2 separate regions of the Homo sapiens genome follow, and region 1 is linked to region 2. A link is a contact called in ENCODE Hi-C or POLR2A ChIA-PET data. All regions are on one chromosome and are shown on one strand. Each heading gives the region's core, a stretch centred on a gene start or an enhancer-like site at or near the end of the contact. The rest is flanking DNA. Distances are from core to core; before and after follow the strand shown. Region 1 overlaps SGIP1 (SH3GL interacting endocytic adaptor 1). Region 2 has its middle 88 kb from the start of SGIP1.

The links. A loop is a pair of places that touch in the nucleus more often than their neighbours do. ChIA-PET counts read pairs that join two places held with the same protein, here RNA polymerase II (POLR2A).
Region 1: a loop to region 2 is called in a map of endothelial cell of umbilical vein, with 2.6 times the contacts of the local background. The contact joins two enhancer-like sites. A Hi-C loop is called at or near these places in 1 of 168 maps with a recorded cell type or tissue (endothelial cell of umbilical vein). POLR2A ChIA-PET finds 5 or more read pairs at or near these places in 1 of 52 experiments (GM12878).

What each region holds. Positions count from the first base shown.
Region 1 is chr1:66,561,516-66,565,095 of GRCh38, forward strand. All of the region lies in intron 1 of SGIP1 (SH3GL interacting endocytic adaptor 1), which reads left to right. Among named protein-coding and RNA genes, the nearest start is that of SGIP1, 29 kb to the left of the region's middle. Within about 2 kb of position 2,101, at least 12 of the 41 ENCODE cell types and tissues checked have a DNase peak (open chromatin) inside an H3K27ac peak, as active enhancers do; they include endothelial cell of umbilical vein, where a contact is called at or near this core.
Region 2 is chr1:66,444,228-66,447,781 of GRCh38, forward strand. No RefSeq gene overlaps it. Among named protein-coding and RNA genes, the nearest start is that of SGIP1, 88 kb to the right of the region's middle. RefSeq lists enhancers at 2,354-2,403, 2,414-2,463. Within about 2 kb of position 1,409, at least 14 of the 41 ENCODE cell types and tissues checked have a DNase peak (open chromatin) inside an H3K27ac peak, as active enhancers do; they include endothelial cell of umbilical vein, where a contact is called at or near this core.

The sequences.
Region 1 (3,580 bases), core at 851-3,350, 120 kb after region 2:
AAAAGGGTACTAATAAGTATTCAATCGAAATTAGAGTCTACAGAGCACTCTCATATTGAACTGAACAGAATTAAGGCATTAATTGTCTCACGAGAAGTACCTGCTTTATAGAAGCTTGCTAAAACATGGTGCTTCTGGTAGGGTGCAAAGTAAAATACTACATTCATGGCACAAATGAGGAAGACACTCGGTCCCACCTGTCGGACTCTCTTGCCCCTCAAGTACTACGATGTCATAGTCTTCAACTGACATTGTTACTGCTTTAGATAGCAGAGGCCTTTTATTCAAATGGAATATTAAAAGGGGAGGCCAATGTCTGAAACAGATATATGTTTTATTAGTACTCATTTCTACATTCAGCGTTATAGAAAAGTTACAATAAAGTCCACAAACAAGACCAGTTAAAATACACCAGGATTAAATTTTGCTTCCCGTTTTCATCATTTTGCTTTTGGTTGCCCATTCCTGATAAAATCTTGAGTCACAGATAGCAGTAGTCATACATCTAACAGCTCCTGACTTCCCAAATCGAAGATTTCTTCTGTATCAGTTTAAATAGGTGTGGGAGTTTCTTTTAGCCAAAAAAAAAAAATCTGGCTTTCATTCACTGACATATATTAGTGAGCACCTCCTATGTGCTAAGTACCCAGCAGAGTGCCAGAGTATATGACAGACAGGGTAGACATGGTCCCTTCCTTTGCAATTTTGGAGAGCGGCAACTTCTAATCTAGACTCTGCACAACAGCTAGTTTTAATTTTTCATTTCATTTTTCCAAATGCAATAGATATTAGAGGAAATTTTAAAAGAAGAATATTTGCTAGATGAGGGTTTCAGGGAGATAAAATTCTTCTCTGCAAAGGGGGGAAATTCTCTATCTGATAGAATTTTAGAAGGGATTGAAACAATAGCAGGGAAGAATTCTGGGGAATGCAAAAGAGGGAGTATATGAACAATAAAGACTGGGATAGAGACTGCAGTGGAAGCACGAAGCTGAGAAAAGACAAAGAGGACTAGTGGGTAGGTTCCCTCCATTCACCAAGGAGGGGTGGCAAAGTATTTTACCACCAGCGGCAGAATATGCTTAGGACCGAAACTTCTTGCTCAATTTGTTTATTTGTTTTGGTTTTTTTCTTTAGCAAAAATACTTTGGGCCTTCTTAGATGTGGAAAACTTGCCCCTGGGCAGAGCCAAGGAAAATCAAGGGGAAAGAAAAAATTGAATTGCTCTACAAAAGGAAGTTGGAAAATTTTAAGTATTTAGGAATTGCCCAGGAGGGGACACGGGAAGGAGGAGCATGAGCAAGGTTCTGGAACAAGGTGATGCACAGAGGGGCCAGGCAATTTGGCAGGTGAAAGGTTCTCTGTGATAATAATGGCCTGTGATTTTTAAGAATAGAAATGTTTAAAATGTTATCTGCCTTGCTGTAATGTAATCCTTTGTTATTCCATATTTATTGTTGCTGTTGTTAAAATCTATTACTCACACTCTCTTGCATGTGGTATTTATAAGAAATTGAAGAAAAAAACAGGGAGGCAAGAGCATTGCCCTGAATTATTGGAAACATTAGTATGAAGTAGAAAGAGAAAAAAAAATCAGCTACAAGAGGAAAACCACAACATCAAGAATTTGGTATAAATACACAATCTGAACAAGAGATGCCTAAGAGGGATACAACCCACCCAGTAAACCTTGGGATAATAGGGGAGGGTCAGTGTGTCTCAGGGCCGGCACGGGAGGTACTTCTACTTTAATACTGCAAAGTGTTACATAAGGCCAGAGGATTTGGAGCTGTCCCTCTGTCTGACTCCCGGGTTATTTGGAGGAACATGCCATGTTGCAGCAAGAAGAAACTTTCAAGACACAAATCTAGTCCAGAGCCTTCCTTTAACAGATTTGGTCACCAAGACAAGAGAAGAGAGTGACTTGCCCGATTCCACCAAGGTGAAGGGGAAGAAAGACAACTACCAGATCTCCTGACTGTGACCCTGGCTCTCCATCCACTCGGCTCCTATCTCTTCACAAGGGAAGACTGTGCTTTGATGATGTTTTGGGAAAGTGCTAGTGATTTAGAGTTCTCCAGCAGGCTGATTGGCTTAGCAGCTGGGAAATTCTGAATCACATCGGATGGAATGTTTTGTTTACTTCCTCCCAGCAGTGCTAAAGGGGAGAAAGAGTTTGTTCCCCCACCCCCCTCCACCCAAGTAATTTGCTGGAAGCAGTAAATAATTTCCCAGTTCATCTGATCTCCCTTCTAACCAATGTCTTCCTGTGGTAGTTGAAGAGAAAGAATATCATTTGAAATACTTGACTTATTTTCAGAAGCTAGCAAAGAGAAAGATGAATGTCTCTTCCTTAACTCTTAGAAAGCTACTATCCCTTACTGTTAGGGGCAAATTGTAACGCAGAGGTCCTATCTAGGGCAGCCAGTCCTGCCATGAATAGATGTGTGTCCAGAGATTGTTAAACCCAGACTGTAAGCAATCATATAGTTCAACAGGTCAGAAGCCCTTTCTTAAACCAAATTAAAGTCAACATTCAATAAACAAAAACTGATAAAATTGGAGCGGCTTAGATTGAAGTTAGGAGTTGAAAACATCTTAATCTTCCCCTTACCCTGCTGTAATAGTCTCTGAGACAGATCTCTAAAGAAGCAATTTGGAAACGACTAAACTAGTTCAGCTGACTCACTCTATCAATGGTGATTTCAGAATGACCTTCCCTATGTCCCATGGCTAAGGAGTGGCATACCTGGACTTGAACTCAGGTCTCCTCAGGCTCAGTCCATTGACTCTTCTATAATTCACTAACATGGTAAAATGCTGTCATGACTTATGCCTCATCTGGAACTAAGATCTCCTTGGAAGCAGAGAGTGACCGGATGAAGTTAGGCAATATGTTACTGTATCCAGTAACCAGGGAAAATTCAGTGACATTGAGTCAGAGGAAGCTGTGGTTTGACCTGACCAATATAAACAAATGTACACAAGCAAAGCAGGCGTGGAAATACATATATTTCATGTGATTCTTGAGATAGTTAGGATGTCTGTGTCATCTGCCATTTCCTCTTTACACTGGTCCACATACAGCCCAAAGATGCCCTGCAGTCGTGAGCAGACAATACAAGCAGGAAATCATGCTGCATCAGTTATTCTTTTTGTAAAAATGTAATGGTAGGAGGTGTTCACCAGTCCACACAAAGGTAAAGAAACTAACTTTGATCTAGTGGTCACCAAGAATCACACAATCTACTATCTGTGGGCTTTTAGGGTAGTTACTTCAGTCCCCTCCTTCCCAAGGAGGAATTTACAGGGAAATGAGATTTTACACCTAGAGTCCTCAACTTCATGTCTGGGGTACAGTAAGCTTGCAATAGTACTAGTGAGTATTTTTGTTATGTAACTAGCGTAATAGTAACACTTCTTACAATAACCCTGTGGGGCTTATAATGATCAGTCCTCATTTTCCAAATGAAGAAAAACTGAGGTCTGGAGAGCTTAAGTGCCTGGCCCGAAGTCATACAATCTGGAAGGGGGCAGACAGTAGATGTAAAACCAGGACCCCCTGACTCCACTGCCAGTT
Region 2 (3,554 bases), core at 159-2,658:
CACTGTCCCTCATTGCCTGATGTCTAGAAACTTCAAAAACTCTTTCACGTATTTTTTTTTCTTTTGTTGTTATTGTTGTTGTTTCAGGCAGGAGGATAAATTCAATCCCTGCTACTCCACCTTCCCTGAAAGTAGACTCGTGTTCACATTTTTCGAAGTATCCTTATATTTTAGATTAACATATTGAGTGATGTACAGATAAAATGACAAGACATCTGGAATTTGCTTTAACATACTACTGACATCTGAAAGTGTGGGGGGCCTAGATGAAACACAATTGGCTCCAAGTTGATAACTCTTCATACTGGGTGATGGGTAAAATGGAGATGAAAGAAAGAGAGAGAGAGAGAAAGAAAGGAAAGGAAGAAAGAAGGAAGGAAGGAAGGAAAGAAGGAAGGAAGGAAGGAAAGAAGGAAGGAAGGAAGGAAAGAAAGTTGGTGTGAGCTTAAAATTTTCCATAAAACAGTTTTCAACATAAAGATCTTGATACTACTGCCTAGCTCAAGGGATTGTTGTGAGGATTAAATGTGGAATTGTATGTAAATTGCCTAGAACTATGCTTAGAACTTAACGAAGAGTAGCTATTAATACTACATAATTGTATAAAACCAACTACCAAATATATATTAAAGAAGTCTGATAAAAATTTCTCCTGAAAAGAGATAACCCTTTAGCTAAGAATGAATGCAGGTCTCTGCTCACCCCCACCACCTTCCTATTCCCTCCCGTGGTGCTGTCTTTCTAATGTCACCCTGAGCTCTGGCTGCCTGGCCCAAATAAGTCAACACGTCAGCATCAGGAAAGAGGTATTTGGAGAAGGATTAGAGAGACAATTTTAAGCTCATACAAACTTTTCTTCTTTCTCTCTTTATTTCTCCCTCCCTCCCACCCTTCTCCCTTCCCTCCCCTCTCCTCCCCTTCCCTCCCCTCCCCTCCCCTCCCCTCCCCTCCCCTCCCCTCCCCTCCCCTCCCTTTCCTTTCCTTTCCTTTCCTTTCCTTTCCTTTCCTTTCCTTTCCTTTCCTTTCCTTTCCTTTCCTTTCTTTTCCTTTCCTTTTTTTTTCTGTGCATTAGTTCCTTCAGGGAGTCTCCCAAACCCACCAACACTAAATTTGGTACCTTTTCTCTGAATTTTCCTGGCACTCTGTCCCTCCTACTGTCAAAGCACTTAAATAGGGCCTGGTAGCTCTCTAGTTTGGAACCTCTCTCCCAATTCCTAAGATTTCCTTACATTTGTTTCCATATCCTTAGAGCCCAGCACATAGTAGACACTCAAAGCATGCTCGTGGAGCTGTTTAACTTCATGGTCCCACCTGTCCATCTTTGCGACCCTCTTCTCTATGTGCTTTGTTTCTTCCTCTGTGGGCTTTGTTCCTGCCTCTGTGGGCTTTGTTCCTGCCTCTGTGCACAGCCTGCTGGGGTGACGCTTTCCTGTTTGAGAGTCTTGACATTCAGTTTCTGTTTATGTACTTACTCAGGCTCATTATAAGAACTGGCTCTTTTCTTTTTCAATTAATTGCACTGCCATGAAAACTCTGTCTCTCCAACCCTTCTCCAAATACCTCTTGTTGCTGTGTTGAGTTATTTGAGCCAGGCAGCAAGAGCTCAGCAAGACAGTAGAAAGACAGAACCAGGAGAGAGAAGAGGAGGGTGCTGGAGATGAACAGAGACTGCAGGGGTCTCCTTTCAGGCTGGTCCAGAGCCCCACATCTCTTAGTATGCACTCAAGTAGACCAGGGTGAAAAATTCAATCATGAAAACGAAAGAACTTAGAACCACAAATGTGAGGGCTAGGAGGGGCATCAACATAACTGAACCTTTCATACTTGCTCCAATCACCAAACACACATGTGCACACACATGTGCAAATGCACGCACACACATGCACACACCTTGTCAGCTGGACTTGTCTCTGAAGTTTCCTTAGGTCATTGTGGAACAAGAGAACAATTTGAAAATCACCGGCCAAGTTGGATATTTTTAATTTGAGGAAAGGCACAGAGATGTTGAGTCTGGTATCCAAATCTCACAATTTCTGGTTTCTTTTCTTTCCATTAATTAATCTACACTGCCACCTCTGACCAAAACAACAACAACCATGCTCCATAGATGTATCTGCATTCTGGATGTCACAGCCATAGAAATCTTCCCAGTGTGAATCAAATATTAGTAGACGTGTTGCTGGAAAAATCACAGCTTTCAAGAATGAATCTGAAAGATTTCAAGCTTTTCTCAGAAAGAAAAGGCCGCGTGATATCCAGATTGAGATTATTTGAAAAGCTGAGACTGGGGAGATGAATCTTCTGCTTGGAAGGCCAGAAAACAACGAAGGCCATTTTGTGTGCCTGAGAGAGAGAGAAAGTGGTTTTACACCACCATCTAGTGGTAGAAAGCAATACTGTCGCTAAAGCTCAAAAAGGGTTCATGATTTTTTTAATTCAACCGACAAGGATTTATTCTAAAGTCTCTGATTTGTCAGAGCTTATACTAGACACTGGGGATATAGCAAATGTTAATTACAAAAATCCATATACCAATTTCAGAAATCTCTCTCCCCCTGTTATTCTTACAAGCATCTCTAGTCTGCGGTCTTCACTACCAGGTCCCTCTCACTCCTGAATCTGTAATCCAAAGTGACCCTCAGACAGCTCAGATACCAGAACATAGAGACCTCTTAAACGCCAAGCTCCTGATGTGGACATTTCTGGGGAAGGGGAGGCTTTCACAAGTTCTCCTTGAATGATAACCATTCAGTTGCTATCAGTCTGAGAATGCAAATATATGTGCTTTCTTGAGTCTTGGAGAATGAGACATCAAGATTCAGGTCATTCTCATGGAATTTTGGAGAAAGATTCTTATGATGGAATAGGACATTATATGATGTCTTGAAAAGGACAGCCTATGATGTTCAGGGCTCAAAAAGTATCTGACCTATAATCCAATGACCTATAATCCAATGATGAATTACACACACACACAATAAACATAATTTTAATGCATTGTTACACTTATTAAAAAGTGAGGGAAAACTTCTGAGGCTCTAAGAGTTAAGTAAATAATAACAGAAGCAATGAACTACAACCTGAGCAGGCAGCCGTAGCAGTAAGCAAGTGAGCAGAGGAGGGAGTTATATGGTGGGATTGTCTGGAAATAAATACTTACATTGCTGCAATCAGCACCTCCAATATAGGTTATTGGATTCTTACAGATTGTATTCCATAAAATATAGCTCATAACGAAAACAGAAAAACCAAAACCAAAGAACACACAAGGAGCACATGAGAGACAGCAGAAATAATACATGAAAGATTAGACTTTCAAAGACCAGATATTGGAGTGATCCGAAAAAGAATGTGAAATGCAAACCAAAAATAAAATTCTAAGTCCCCCCAACCAACTCAATGGACCCCTCCTGTCAGCCAAGGGGATTCCAAAGAAACATAAAATACTAGTTCCAGCCATGATGCGAAGGGCAGGGGAATTGGACATGCCTCATTACACCCTCCTCTCTTTGGAATTCAGGCACAACTGTCCAGCATTAAAATTAAAACAGAGA